Regions from separate parts of the Mus musculus genome. Here region 2 is linked to region 1. The links are chromatin loops, found by intact Hi-C in ENCODE. Cell type or tissue: gastrocnemius. All regions are shown on one strand.

What was found. Hi-C counts contacts between places; a loop is a spot of excess contacts. Peaks named below come from ENCODE experiments on the same cell type or tissue, not always from the same donor. Only the 100,000 strongest peaks of a DNase experiment are listed, where the experiment ranks them.
Region 2: it touches region 1 in a loop (2.3-fold over the local background); 3 of 42 quality-filtered maps call a loop at or near these places.

The regions. Positions count from the first base shown.
Region 1 is chr1:65,175,161-65,183,160 of GRCm38, reverse strand. Idh1 (isocitrate dehydrogenase 1 (NADP+), soluble) reads left to right here and starts at 4,019. Exons shown (of 9, transcript NM_010497.3): 1 at 4,019-4,171; 2 at 7,793-7,930. The coding sequence starts at 7,809. In gastrocnemius, CTCF peaks have their summits at 3,126 (motif pointing left), 3,828 (motif pointing right) and 4,745 (motif pointing right); DNase peaks (open chromatin) are centred at 3,108, 3,920, 4,750 and 6,767; H3K4me3 peaks cover 4,183 bases; H3K27ac peaks cover 4,971 bases.
Region 2 is chr1:64,952,159-64,960,158 of GRCm38, reverse strand. Plekhm3 (pleckstrin homology domain containing, family M, member 3) reads left to right here and starts at 3,335. Exons shown (of 8, transcript NM_001039493.1): 1 at 3,335-3,464. It overlaps Gm51627 (predicted gene, 51627), which reads right to left and starts at 3,580. Exons shown (of 3, transcript NR_165472.1): 1 at 3,332-3,580. In gastrocnemius, no CTCF peak of the experiment used is centred here; a DNase peak (open chromatin) is centred at 3,393; H3K4me3 peaks cover 1,536 bases; H3K27ac peaks cover 1,454 bases.

The DNA.
Region 1 (8,000 bases):
GGATTTTTCTGATCTGAGATCATATCACCTACAGGCAGGGCCTCTTAACTTCTTCCTCTCCCATCTGGATAGTGTCTATGCCTTTCTTTGTCTTATAGTGTGTTGAGACAAGGCAAGAGTGAGCACCTTCGCCTGATGAGACACAGAGGCTTTCCGTTTTCACAAATAACTCATTACAGCAGACCTGTGGGGTACAATCCTGACATATTGAAAGCACATATTTACTGTCTGGCCTAGTGGACTAACTTCCAACATTTCCTGTCCAGTGCCGCTAATCAATTGACTGTCTAAGAAATTATGGTTTCATTTGGTATATAATGCAAACGCTGTTTTTGGTTGGTTTTTTTGGTGTGGTGATGGTGGTGGTGGTGACAATGGTAGTAGTGGTGGTAGATTGTTTTTGTTTGTTTGTTTACTGTAAGACTAATTTCTAGCTAGACTCTAATGAAATTATCACTCTTTCGCACTGCATGTGAAAGTATAAGTAGATATATGTTTCAGCAAAATGATTTGGTGGCTCTAACAAGCACTTTGAAAATGTTTATACTCCAGTTCCACTAGTTCCACTAATCTAGCATTCAGAATTGATAAAGAGCATTTTTACCAAGCAAGATAAAGATGGATTTTTCATTATTATTGATGCGATGAGGAAATAAAAGAAGAAACAACCAAAGCAAATGATTCCAAAGTAACAGGATCTGACCCACTCTGCTCAAGTTAAATGGCCTGCAAGTATGCCAGATGACAGAAACTAGCAATCATCGGCATTTGTTCTATAGCTAAGTATAATCCAGGCCTGTACCCAACACTTGGCATGTGGCGGCAAGAACACCAGAAGTTCTAGGCCAGCCTCTGCTACATAACAAGTTCAAGGTTAACCTGGACCACATGAGACAATCTTTATTAAAAAGTGCTTTCTTCACAGTGTTGTCCCCCTTCTAAAGCCATGTCAGTCCCCTTCAGCAGGGCTCCTGATCAGAGTGACCGTAGGCTCATCCTACTGAAAGTGCATCCATGAGCTCTTCCCACTCTTCTTTCCAGGCTCTGTCTTTTTCTTACCGTTCTACAGTACTTCTTCTGTACTTGAAAACTTTCTGGGCTTCCATCACAGCAGACTCTGTAATTCTCCTACCCTAGTTCTGCATTCTCTTTGGGGGTAGGAGGCTCTAATCTTCCACCTGACCCTTAAAGATTCAAACATGCCTCCAGGGTTCTGCTAGTAGGCTATTCTTCAGTACTTCTGGACGATCTCATCACCATCTTCAGTGCTATCACTAAACACACACTAAAGAAACCCATGTTTTGGTCCCCAGCCCCATCATTTCTTCTGAGCTCAGATGTATGTGGCTAGCGCCTCCTGGACAACCCCATTTTCCTGTCCCACAAGCATTCACCTTAAACAGTCCTAGAGCTAAACTCATTATCTTGGTCATCCAACTCATGATCCTATCCCTTCCTGTAGAAGAGTGTCTGTCACTCAAAAACCAAGTGCAACCGTTATCTTTGCTGTTCTCCTGCTGGTAATCGTAACTGGTAAGTAATGATGACGTCATTTCACTTCCCTTCATTGTCTTTATTTGCACTTATTTTGTGTGTGTCTGTGCATGCACCTATATACGTATGCAATCCACACCACATGTGTGGAGGGCAGAGGACAACTTGCAGGAGTCAGTTCTCTCTTACCTTATGGGTACTGGGGATTGAATTTAGAATATCTGCTTTGGAGGAAAATACCTTGACCTACTGAACCTCTGCCCTCGTTTTCTTTTTTGTGTGTTTTTACCTTTCCAGATCATCAAAACGAACATAAAGTAGCATTGGAATCTCATGGGAATTCCATCATCTGGCTGAGTGTCTCATAGGCAAGCAGATGCTAACAGACATTTTCTGACCCAGGCTCCCATTGATGTTTACAGTAGTGTTCCTACTAGACCTTATTTAAATATTTAGACACTTTTATTGAGTAAATGAAAAAAAAAGATAGCAAATCATAAGCATGCAAATGCAGTGAGCGACATGAATATGAGCAGTGAATGTCATATTCACATTTTTAAGAGAAATGTAATCTTCAACCAAACACCAGTTGTTAAGTCTCATTGTTACTAATAGTGGTGATGTACTGCTTTGTGAGGCTAGAGAGGTGGCTCAGGAGGATCAAAGCACTTGCCTTGTGACCTTCTGACCTGTTTGGTCTCCAAAGCCTACAAATCTCAAGACTGTCCTTGGGCTTCCACATCCTTGCCATGGCATGCACATTTCCACACTCACATATTAGACATCAATAATGATTTTTTTAATGTTTTGTAATTTTTCCAGTCATTTAGTCTATAAGTTTATTATTTTACGATTCTACGAGACCTTCTGCGTGAGAATATGAATGGTTTTACCTATATATTTATTTGAGTATAGGCTATTGTTTGTTCTTGATTTTGAAATGGGGTTTGACCAGACCGGAGCTCGTTATGTAGACAAGGCTAGCCTGGATCTTGTGGCAATCCTCCTGCTTCTGCCTCCCAAGTGTAGGGAATACAAACATGCACCACTACACCTGGCTTATTTTGTAATAATTTAATTCAATACCAAGCATCTACAAATATTCTCTTTCAGTGATCTATCAGCTCGTGCACTTGACATATCAGCCCTTGAAAACGGGATTCCAGATGGAGACATGCACATAAGTGCCATATGTCCTATCTCAGTGTCTCAGATAGTCAATCCATGCTTAGCACATATTTAGAACTTGGTTGAAGATGCTTATATTTAAATTCACCATGGCTCTGTATTCCTATGCATTCTTCTTACTTTTGCCATCACCTATAGTCAATACTTCTTATTGTGTTTTATTCTTCGTTTCTTGAATTTATTCTAAAATGCTTTCTGGAACAAGAATGGCTATGAATACTTACTTTTAGTAATATAAACAATATGTGCCTGATGGTAGTAAGTAACGTTTTTTAAAGTGATTTAAAGTGAGATTAGAGGTGAAAGTATAAACTCACACACTCTCTAATCATTTTATAGGAATAAACGGAGGTCACAGCTAATACCCAGTTAATCAACATTAACAGCTGACACCACGTATGAGTCCTTTTCCACATAGCGCCCTCTAGCGTCCAAAATGAATCTTACTAACTGCCGTGAATTCATAACTTTTCAACACAATGCTGGTTGTTTTAAAAGTCCATGAAGCGTTGAATCTTGACCAATCAAGGATGACCTATTGTCCTACAAGTCATAATGTTCTCCTTTTCAAGACTAAGGAATACAGACAGAAAAATCTCTGGAAAGATTGGAATACGTTTAACCCATTCTTAGAATTCTAAGATTTATATCGTGTATCTCTAGTGCAGCTTCATCGCAACCCAGAAAATAAACCTCACTGTCTTCCATGACAAATGGTGAGTGAAGCTTATTTATAAACAGCAACAGTTGGGAATACGGATCATTGGTAGTGGAGGGAATTATTGGGGTGGAATGGTGAAGCTCTGTAAAAGCCTCAGCATGAGAATATGAATGGTTTTACTCATATATGTATTTGTGTGTAGGGTATTGTTTGTTCTTGATTTTGAAATGGAAAATGCGCTCTGTTTTAGCTTTTGCATTAAGGTAGAATCTGTAGTCCTCACACGCCTTTAAGAAACCTCAAATGCACATTCTTCAAAGGGCACAGTCCAGCTCTAAGAGGCATCCGGAGACTCCAGGAAGGGATCCAGTCTAGGGAGGGCTCCCTCTTTTGTACCTTTTGCAGAGAACCTGGATACTCAACGCTGGGATTCCTAGATTGTTGCGGAGCCCAGAACACTCGGTCTCGGCGCTTCCGATAGCCTGTCAGTAGGTGGCGTCCTCGCTCCTCAACTGCAGGGTGTTCCCGAGGAATCTCCGCGGCGTGGCAGTCCCATCCCCCACCGGGAACAGCGGACCGCTGCATCCCAGACTTAATCTCAATCTATGCCTCGGCCCACCCCACAAAGTCGGAGGCGGCGAATGGCGTCGTGGAGGGGGCGGGGCTTCGGGAGGTGGGCTGAGGGGGTGGGGCCTGGGAGGAGACAAAGCCGGGAAGAGTTAAACAGCCTTGACCCTGCCGCTGGGCTTCCGAGCGAAGGTTGTGGCAGATGCTGATCTAACTGGGGCCGGCTTATTACAGCTTGTGTGTACGCGCGGGTGTGAGCCGGTGAGTAGCTGGGGCGCCTCCGGCTGCAAGCGGGCGCTCCTTCCCCTCCCTACAGGTGCCCCAAGGCTTAGAGCGGCAGCCGCCGCCCCTTACTATTAAACTATTCCGTTGAAAGCTGGAGTGAGAAAAAAGGAAGAAACCCCAGGTCTTGGCTGTGCAGAGATGAACTCAGTGGCAAGGCCCTGGTGCACTCAGGGACGCTTCCAGAGTTTGGGCGTAGAGAAGGGAAATGGGAGTAGCAGAGTGCTGCTTGCCTATCTGTATAGAAGGGCGCTTCCGAGGTTGGGATCGCTTTGGGAGGCGAGGACGTTGCAAGCAGTGACAAGTGGCAAGGCACCCGCGGAGGAGAATTTAGCTTTGAGGTGGACGCACAGAACTCTTGAGTGTTGGGTGTAAAAGGACTAGGCAGGAAAGCTGGTTGCAGAAAGGGTGTAAGCCAGGAATTTAGGCGTGTACTCCCTTCAAGGTTCAGGGGTGGGACCTGCCTTGTGGTCGGAGAAGAGCTAATGAGAGTGCAAGAGAGGGAGGGGATGAAGGTAGGCGGAGCCTCCAGCTTCAGTCTGTAGTGTTTGCTTAGCCACTTGGGGGCGCCCTGGGGTCTCGATTCCAGATGCAGCCATCTCAGTGGACCTCGTATTTAAAAGGTCCTGGCAGTGCTGAGAGGAGGGGCTGGTGTGGGGATCTGGAAGGAGGAACCGAGTCAGCTTCATTAGCAGAGCTTGCACAACGCCCACATGGATATCTCCTGTCTCAGTGTCACCCGAGGTCGAGCAAACCCGAGACCTGCAAAAAGCCAAAGAGCCGGGCGCTCACTCTAGGACTCACCGTCCTGTGGTGTGAGCGTGTGTGCGCACCAATATTTGTACTCCTGTGACCTTTATTTGGAAGGCTCCTGCCCTTTGCCCCTCTGGATACACTCAAGCACTGTACTTTAAACCAGATAAACTGGGCTGTAAGGCTGATATTAAATACAAATCCTCCTGGCAGGGGTATTTGTATGTTAAGACTTTCTGTTCCGGATCTTGCTTTGTTTTAGGAGATAAATTGAAAGGACACTTGTTTAAGTCATCAAAATTGAGAGGCCTTGTTATAATTGCAAGTCCGTTCACCATCAAGATAAGAATTAGCAATTTTGCCCTCTAATCTGATATCTTTAATGTGACCACATTGTATAGTTAGTTGGGCGTTAGTGCAAGTGTAGGCACTGGGAAAAGAGAGAAGCAGGAATTTTTCGACAATATACTGCAACTACTTCCTTAGAGTCCCCACATGTTTTGCAACTTGAACTTGGCTGGAAAACAAAAAGATCGGCTCAAGATAGAAACTTGAGATTTATGGAAGTAAAATTAAGTATGGCAAAGGGTTCCTATTGCTTAACTAGTCTATTATGTTTGTTTTCTGGAATTGCACAGGCTGTCAGATTGGAAACTGGCTGCCTTCAGACTATGTAAATAAGCTGGTAGCTATTAGGCTTGGATCAAACTTTCCTTTAAAAGTTGGGGTTGGGTGGGATCAGAAAATGTGAGACCCAAGAAGTCAGGGAATCTAGGGGTACCTAAAGCCCATACATGCCATGGAAATCAAATCCAGAAGTGTGATAGTAGTTACAATACAGCTTCACTTCTTTAATTAACAAGTGCTAAAAAAAAAAAAAAAAAACTAAATAGATAAAGGGAAGGAAATCTGACGTTTATCATTCATTGGTGAATTCTGAGATATAAAAAGATTACATCAGAGTATATACACACCAAGAAGGAAATAACAAAGCAAATAAAAAAGTTCAGACATTCCCGGCATTGTGATATTTTATTAGCTGTATTTGCCATCGCAGAAAAATAGCCTAGTCATAACTGTTGTGTAATGCCGTGTAGGAACATGACCGTGAGAGTGCAGTATCAAAACTGAGATAAGTTAGCTGTCTCTCTAAAGTATGGCCATGGTGAAAATGGAATTAATTATGAACTCTGTGATCTACTGCAAGTTAATCTTTAAGTTGTATCTCATGGGTGGTATTGGTTCACCCACACCAGCTTGTTGATTTCTTTTAACTGGCTTCCAGAAACTTCCCTGGTGATGGACTCAGGGTACAAATTCAATACTAGAAATAGGATGCTAGAAATGCAAATCTCAGACATAAAAATGGGATTTGAGAGTTGGGAAATATTCCTGACTTCTTGTGAGGTGCTGAGACCTACTGTCTAATAATCATTTCCCTTTAAAAAAAAATTAAGGATCAAATTAGTTTCAAGACAGCTTTAGGTTGTTATCTAATTGCTTTAAAGTCTTTCTGTTCCTCAGCTATAACATTGATCTATATGCCACTGCATTTCTGGAAAGAAAGTTCCCAATATAGTGTCACTTGTGTGACAGAACAGGGCACTTGTTGCCTAGGGAAATGCAACACACGTAGCCCATACAGGGATCCTATGACAGGACAAAGTAGAGACACCACCAAAATCCAACTTGGTGAACCAATAAGTACTGTTGGGATTACTTTACCCGAATATGGGTAAGGAGCAAAAATGGCTCTGCATCACCTCACCCCAGCATGGGTGAGAACTCACAAAAGCTGGGAACCCGGTGCAGACTACACAGCCTGCTGGCAGCTCAAGGGTTGGAGACTGTCCTTTCCAGGTGGCCGGCCTGGGTCGGGTCTTCTCCAGTCTAAGAGTCTCAACTTTTATTGTTTACTCTGTCAGGGTGGGGCCTATCAACTCTGTTCAGTTTCAGAGACATCCTGAAACTATATTTTTAGTTCTTTACCTGCCTGTTTAAAGAGCTTAGTGTAGGATAGAATGCTTCAATTACAGAGGAAATGGTTACACAACCGTTCCTATAAGGAATAGACACTCTCAGAGGTTCAGGGACCCTTTGCCTCCTGAATACAAGCATGTTATTCTTTAAGCCTTGAAGTTTCTCTTTTTCCAAGCAGTCATCTTTGACCTTTATTGGAATCAGATAAATTAATACTTTTGGTTTGTTTTGAGACAGGGTTTCTAGTGTAGCTCTGGCTGTCCTGGAACTTGCTCTGTAGACCAGGTTGGTCTCAAACTCAGATCCACTTGCCTGGCATGCACCATCACTGCCTGGCAAATACTTTTTAAAGTGATGGCCTTCCTAGAACAATGTAGTGTCCCATCATACAAACAGCAGCTCTTGCCCCTGAAAAGCCAAGGGATAAGCCTGTGTACTAGGAAGGGGCCTTTCTGTCTCCTGATTTCTCTATCTGAGAAATCACTTTAGTAATATTTATTCATCTCTAAGATAACAGATCTGCTCTTGTAATGGTTGAGATAATGATTGCATTATTAAGGGTGTGTTTCAGGGTCACGTTCCCCTACACTTTAGCCAGATGGCCTTGGTAAGGCTCTCAAGAGGTAAAATAATTTCTTACAGAGTCATCTTATAGTCCTGATTCAGAAGCAGCAGGAAAAGAATTGTAGCTGTGTCTTGCACAGAGAAGTTCTCAGTTGTGTTGGTAAATGTAATTGTGATGATCTAAATAACTGTGCTATTATAAATTGTTCTTTTTTAATAGTCACCAATTCATTGATACATTGTTTCTACTTTATAACGTGACAAGGTACAAACCTTTTCTTTCTTTTTTTTTTTTTAAATTAGGGTTATTGAAGTAAAAATGTCCAGAAAAATCCAAGGAGGTTCTGTGGTGGAGATGCAAGGAGATGAAATGACACGAATCATTTGGGAATTGATTAAGGAAAAACTTATTCTTCCCTATGTGGAACTGGATCTGCATAGGTAAATAAATTAATTGTTCTTCTCTGTAGCTAGCAAACTCAGAAACAATTGTTATCTCAAATTGTACCTG
Region 2 (8,000 bases), 220 kb after region 1:
GCTTTTTTCTTGGCTTCCCACTCTCTTCAACCCCAAGTCTCCATTGAGCTACTCCTACTCCATCCAACATTCCTTCTTCCTTCCTCAGAGAGACATTCTCTATGAGATAGGAAATCCCGCCACCAAAAACCTCCAACCTGCTTCCTTCCAGCCCTGTGAGCCAATAGGCACGATTTGTTACAAAGTTTCAAATAGGAAATTTTTAGGGAATGGCTCTGTTTAGGTCACATACTATTGTGTTTTGAATGGGAAATGGCCCCCTCCCCGTAGGCTCATGTATTTAAACACCTAGTCCACAGTTGAAGGAAGGATGTGAGGTGGGTCCTGCTTGAGGAAGTGGGTCAGTGGAGGTGGGTCTTAAGGTTTCTTGGCCCAGCCCCATTTACTGTCCTCTCTCTCACTTACTGCATATACAATGTGGCTGTCTCTCTCATTCTTCCCTGCCAGTCTAGACTGTATTCCCTTGAACTACAGGACCAAACAAACCCTTTTCCCTCTAAAATTACTTTTTGTCATATATCTGCCCATAGCAAAGTAACTTACACAAATGCCCGTCCTTGGATCAACCACCATGACCGAGAGGAAGATACCATAGAGAGTAGGATGTGCTTAGCATTTCCTACATACTTACATTGTGATTTGGAGGTAGGCACAAGCTTCCTAAGTGAGTATGAGTGCCAACTAAAGGGAAAACGAAGCATCTATCTCCAAGTAAATGGCAGTGGGTAGAGAGGTATGCAGTCTGAACTCTCCCTGCTAGTATATGGAAGGCCACTACAAGTCTTTAAATAAGAAAGTAGCTGTGGACAATGGTTATATTAGATGAACCTAGGCATTTCTATTCTCTATTAAAATGTTTCTGATTGCGGGGCATGGTGGCGCACGCCTTTAATCCCAGCACTTGGGAGGCAGAGACAGGTGGATTTCTGAGTTCAAGGCCAGCCTGGTCTACAAAGTGAGTTCCAGGACAGCCAAGACTATACAGAGAAACACTGTCTTGAAAAACCAAAAAAAAAAAAAAAAAAAAAAAAAAAAAATGTTTCTGATTGCTCAAAGAGAAGCCTTTCTGGATGATAGCATAAAACGTAGGTAAACATAGTGACCCTAATGCAAATTGTAAACTAACCATTCACCTGCAGAGGTTCATAGATGATAATGAATGTCCTATTGTGATGCAGGATGCTCGGATGTAGGGAGGTGGTTCATATGCAGTGGCAAGAAGTCTGTGAGGACTCTTCTGAGAACCTAAAACTTCTCTAAAAACACAGTCTATTAACATAGTGACAAAGGCAGCAGCTGACTGCCTTTTGAGTGCTGATGTGAATGTAACTATTTTGAATTTAAAAGAACAAAATATTCCCAGATGTTGACTAGCCCAGAAGTCAACAGCTTCTCAGATGGAATTATTGGATTCCTGTGTTAGTGATCAGAAGTAAATTCAGTCATTTCACAAACATAGATTTAAAGACAATAAATGTTTGGGTTTGTTTTCTTAAATCTAAGTTGTTACACTCTGAATTTGCTTTCAGTAATGAAGTTCCAGTACAGATGATGCTGGAATCATCTTTTTTTAAACAAGGGTAAAAATCGTAACTACTTTATTGTGTTTCTTGTTTCAGTGTCTTTTAGTCTCCTGACTACGGACTATATTTGGAATTTTATATAGTAAATATTTGGGAAGCTATATGTTATGAATTTGTGTTTTAGTTAGACAAACATATCTCTACTTCTGTCCTAGTCAGAATTTTCATTGCTGTGAAGAGATACCATGACCAAGGCAACTCTTTTTTTTTTTTTTTTTTTTTTTTTTTTTTTGGTTTTTTTCAAGACAGGGTTTCTCTGTATAGCCCTGGCTGTCCTGGAACTCACTTTGTAGACCAGGCTGACCTCGAACTCAGAAATGCTGACCTCGAACTCAGAAATCCGCCTGCCTCTGTCTCCCAAGTACTGGGATTAAAGGTGTGTGCCACCACGCCCGGCCCAAGGCAACTCTCATAAAGACAAACATTTAATTGGGGGCTGGCTTAACAGCTTCAAAAGTTCAGTCCATTATTATTATGGCAGGAACTTTGCAGTGTACAGGCAAGTGCTGGAAGACCCAAGAGTTCGACATCTAGATGCCAAGACAACCAGAAGGAGACAGTCTACTTCAGGCAGCTGGGAGGAGGCTCTGATTCCATACTGGGCAGAGCTTAATATACCTATACCTTAGTATACAGCAATCTCAAAGCCGGCTTAAGTAGCAGTCACTTCCTCCAACAAGAATGTACCTACTCCAATAAGGTCACACCTCTGATAGTGCCATTCCTTATGGCCAAGCATTGAAACATGAGTCTATGGGAGCCAAATCTATTCAACCAATCACAATTTGATTCTGTACTTTTTAAAGATTTGACTTTCAAAAAAAATATTATATATCCTGTTGAGTCCTAATTCTCTCCATTTTTAAACAGAATATGGATACTGGTCATTGACTTACACGCGTTTGTTTGTGCTTTGTTTGCTTTTGTTGTTGTTTTGTTTTGGAACTCACTCTGTAGACAAGGGTGGAGGGGCTCAGACTCACAGAGATCCACCTGCTTCTGCCTCCTGAGTGCTGGGATTAAAGGTTTGTGACACCACTGCTTGGCTTGCTTTTGCTTTTGAGACAAAGCCTGTAGCTCTGGTTGGCCCGGAACTCTCTGTGTAGACCAGGTTGGCTTCAAACTCACACAGGTTCACTTGCCTGTGCCTCCTCAGTGCCAGTGCTGGGATTAAAAGTGTGTGCTACCCCGCCCCCGCCCCTCTCTTACTAAGCTTAATTGAAAAAAAAAAAAAAAAAAAAAACCGACTAAGAAGTATGCTGTGATGGCAAATTAAGACTGAAAACTGAAAGGAAGATTCATCCAACCGGAACTGCACGTCTTTGCAAAGTGGCTGGTTACCAGCAGACCTCAGGAGAGGTGACTTCTTGCCCTTCCCTAAGCCCTAGCTGCTAGACTAGGAATCCACAGCCAGGTTAGAGACATTTCCCCTCAACCACATCCTTTAAAACCGTGAACCTAACTAAAGATGAAAAGCAGTTCGTGCACCTATCCAAAGATGACAAGCAGTTCATTCCTATGTTTGGAAAGCATTATTTCTGAGAAATTCTCTTATTCTTAGCAACTGCTGCTAGCTGGCCCTGCCCTGGTAGGTTCCAAGTGACAGTTTTAACTGCAAACATCCTCGGTCTTGGGAAGAACGTGGAAGGGACCAAGCCTGGGATAAAGGCTGTAAAGCAAACAATAAGATAAGGAGGTCAGGCCCCGCCCGACCGCCTGCTCCTCCCGTAGGAGGGACCGGTCCTCACCGGCTGGAACTCTGTGTAATCGGATCCTGTTGCCGGGCTGCCGCGGGGAAGCTTTTGGGCGTGGGACCGCGAGAAGCCGCTTGTAAACAGAGCCGGGCCGGGATGGTCGGCAGCTGGAGCGCAGTCGCTGGCGGTGAGGAGGGCGGGCTGCCCGGGTCGGGGTCCTGCCGGGGGTCGGCTGCAGGCCGCAGGGGAGAAGGGACCAGAGCCGCGGTGAGCATCCTCCTCACGGCGGCCTTGGGCGGGGAGGGGGACGGGATGACGCATCCCCGGAGCTCCCCGGGGTCGCCGGGGTTCTTCCCACGCACCGCTTTCTGTTGTATTTCGCGCTGGGGATAGCACTTCATTTGTGGGTGGCTAAGTGAGGAGGAAGACATGACCTGGTGTTTATTTTTTGTGAATCAAGTAACGCAAATTAGAAAGTAGTTGAATAAGGTGATCCTGTTTCTGCGTTGTTTTTAGTAACCCCTCCCCAGCGATCATAGAAACCAAACCCCAGTAGAGCTTTTAGCCCCAGAGAAACGCTACGTTTGTTCTTTCTATTGACTGAGCCCATTTTGAATGTATAGTAAATGACAGTACAGGACTAATGATAGATTGGTCTTGTATGAAAAGCTTATTAAGCTAGAAAACAAAAACAAAACAAACAAAACAAGATAAGGAGTCCTCAGGCCCTTAAGCTGGAAAAAAAATTCTGATTTCAGAAGACAAATAGAGGCTGGGCTTATATGTATAGTTTGCAAAGCAAGGCGCCTTTACAGGTTAAAAAGATTGAGATATATTATTGTAAATGTTATTTAGTTCCTCCCCTTTTTTTCTTTGATCCATGGAACTAGAAAGAAACTTCTGGGTTTTTCCTGTAAAATATTTTCAACAAATCATAATAAATTGTGACTTGTACTTATACAGCATTATAGAATAGTACACGTTATAAGTGGTTGCTTAAAACACCAAGTAGTTTTTATTTCATTTACTTAAAGAAATACCATAGCAAAAATGAGGTCTTTAAAAGGTCAATATACATGTGTTACCTTGGTAACATAATCTAACTTCACTAGGAGTCAAGTATTAGGTTAAATTGACACGAAGTGTGTAAATGTCATGTACCAAGAAATAACATCAATAACTTGTGTGTTTGTCTTTATAGTAAGTACTTTAACAATGCTATTGTTCTGGCAAGATCCTGAAAGCTTACTTCAGCTTAAATTCTTGTTTGGTCACTTTCTCATTTCGTCATCCTGGAAAGTTTACTCAATTTAGCTGTTTCCTAATCTGTAGAATGGGAATAATAGCCACCTCATCAAAGATTCAATGAGTTATTAAATATGTATGTTTTTTTTGAGAGAGTCTCTCTATGTAACCCTGTTTAGCCTGGAAATTGCTATGTAGATTAGGCTGGTCTTGAATTCACAGAGATCCACCTGCCTCTGCTGGAATTAAAGGCATGTGCCACTTGATGTTTTTAAAGCCCCTGGAACAGTACCTAGAATAAGTGTTTGATGAGTATATCAAATTAAAATATTCCACTACTGAAAAGCAGATGAATAATTGTCAAGTGTTCGGGAAGGCGTGGAGGGGGGAGTTCTTTTTTTTGTTTGTTTGTTTGTTTGTTTTTGTTTGTTTTGTTTTTTTTTTTTGGTTTTTCGAGACAGGGTTTCTCTGTATAGCCCTGGCTGTCCTGGAACTCACTTTGTAGACCAGGCTGGCCTCAAAGTCAGAAATCCGCCTGCCTCTGCCTCCCAAGTGCTGGGATTAAAGGCGTGTGCCACCACGCCCGGCATGAGGGGGAAGTTCTTGTTGAATGGGTGGACTGCAAGATGAAAGACCAGTGGGGGTTGGGCTGCATGACAATGCTTGGCTTAGTGGTTACCATGGTAAATTTTATGTTTTGAGTATTTTGCCACAATTAAAATGGCTCAGGTATCAGTGTTCACAACATTATATGCTCAGAATTCTTTATTGCCACACAGCAGCCTCACTCACGCTTGCCTTTAGTGCTGTGACAGTACGATGGCTTGTGGTGTTTTATTTGGTAGATTCACGCACTGGAGGTTTATCAGAAAACCTGCAGACACATTGTTAATTTGACACCCAAGACTCTGGGACAGGCATAGCTCCATCACGACCTTCTGCTAACTTTGTTTTTGTGTTTTCCTCTAATCCTCACAACCATCACAGAAGTCATGTCTACCTGACTATGTATGTTATAGTACATGACACACTTGAGATTAGAGTGGAGAGGTTGTCAAGGTGGATCTAATTGAAGAGTTCCCATAAAAGTGTAGAGCTTTCTATGACTGGGAAATCAAGAAGACTCAACATACTGTAGCTGATTTGAAGATGGACGATATCATTGCTGAGGACTCTAGGTAGCCTTGAGGAATTTGGAAGGTGTAAAACTACCAAGAGTGGCCCCCTGGCTGACAACCAACAGGAAGTTACCAAAACCAGGATTTTTGTCAACAATCCAGATGACTTTGAATTTGGACTATTTACCAGAATTTCTAGATAAGAGTCCAGCCCACCTGAGCCAACACCTTAGTGACTATGAGATAAGAAGTATTTTTAAAAAGCAACTTAGTGTAAAAATTTGTTGTGTCATAATAGAAAAGTAAAATAGAATCTAGCAGAAAATGGACAAAAAACTTAAGCACACTATTATTATGGAATATTCTCAAGGCCTCTGTGTTAAAGCCTCGGTCTCTTTAGAGGCATTTTGAAAGGATGGGACTTATGAGCACTAGAAGTCAAGAGGTCAACCCAAGGGGGTTGTGGGGCTCTGGGTCCTTCTGTTCTGTCATTTTGCTTGGTGCCTCATAACTGAAGGGCTTTTGCTCTGCTGCGCACACGGACCCTGGTGTGGCCCTGCCACAGTCCCCAATACAATGGGACCAGCTGGTCATAAAGTGAAAGCTCAGAAACTGTGAGGCAAAATGAACCCTTTGCAAGCTCATTACTGTGGGACTTCCCATATAGCCATAGGAGGGAACTGGAATCAAATAGCTAATATATTAACTTGAGTTCTTTCTGTTAATCAAAGGCGCGAACATGGAAACAACAGGCAAGACTTTTCCAGCTCCCAAAGCACTCTAGCTCTCAAAGAGCTTTAATTGTCACGTCAAGCAGTGTGTCATGGAGCAGACGTTCTCAAATGCCACGAGAGGCAGACAGTGCAGCCTTTCTGAAAAACAGTGACTGAGTGTGTAAAATGTCTCAGCAGTGCTCCTACCCTTTGACTTAGCAATTCTTCCTTTAGAAGTCCAAAGGAACTTGTGAGAACAGTTACGTTCATCATGATGCTGAGTGTGCCTTTGTAAAGAACAGACTGGCAATATTATAGATGCCCAGTAACAGGGGAGCAGTCACATTATGGTGCCATCAAAAGACATGACATAATGCAAATATCAAAAAGATATTTATGAAGGGTTTTAACAGTGGAGAGGTTTCAGGCATTGCTAAGTGGGGGAAAGACAATAGAGAACTGTATTTGCGGTATGCTTTCTTTTCCTCTTTCTTGTCTTTTTCTTCTTTGTTATACAGGGCTTCCCCCCCCCCCACCCCCGTTAGAGGGTAAATAAGAATTGTTTATTTTGCCTTTATTTTCAAAACCTGAACAATGTGTAGTACTTTTTTTTTATAACCATGAAGTTCAATAAATGTTTCAAAGTTGTCTACATTATAGTGAATGCATTTTGAATCTAAAACCCTGCACTAACAATGAGAACAATAAATTCACAACTAATATAGGTACAAAACAGAGAGAAACTTTCTAAAAACATTGAGGTAGAAAACAGAATACTGGGCTGGTGTGATGGCTCAGTGGGTAAGAGTACCCGACTGCTCTTCCAAAGGTCGTGTTCAAGTCCCAGCAACCACATGGTGGCTCACAACCATCCGTAACGAGATCTGACGCCCTCATCTGGTGTGTCTGAAGACAGCTACAGTGTACTTACATATAATAAATAAATAAATCTTAAAAAAAAAAGAAAAGAAAACAGAATATTGCCCACACAAGGTTTCTCAGTAGTGTGATCAGTGCAGACTTCTGTTGGAAGAGCACTCTTATTCCTTTTTTCTTATTCTCTTTTCCTTTCCTTTTATAATTTTAATTAATTTTTGTCTAAGAAATGGTCTCATGATAGAGCCTAGGTAGGCCTGGAACTTGTGTAGCCCAGGTTAGCTTTGGACTAGTAGACTTGTTTACAGCCAGTCTGTCCTGAATTCTCATTTTATCTGAGCTAGTGAGCTTCCTACCTGGGCCTCCGGAGTGCTGTGATTATAGGCATGTGTTGCCGCCACATCTAGCTAAAAGCTCTTGTTTTCTTTAAGATGAATGCGTTTAGATGTTAGGTTAACAACCCTCTTCCCCTCCCCCTTGTTTATGTGTACAGCTAAGAAATAAGGGACTGAGGAATATGTAATTATTTGACAGAAAGGAAAAAGAAGAGCTTGTTATTAGGACCAGAAAAACCAAGCTAGATAGAGGCCAGCACCACTAGCTGTAAGCAGCCAAGGCTTATGAGTATTGAATATTTATTTGCAGATGCAAGGTGATCTCAGTATGTAGCCCTTTCAAAAGATTTGGAATCAGGTCCTGCATTTACATGTTTACAAAGCAGGCTGAGATTGATACTATTAAACTAGTTTCAGAAGGTCTGATTTCAACCTA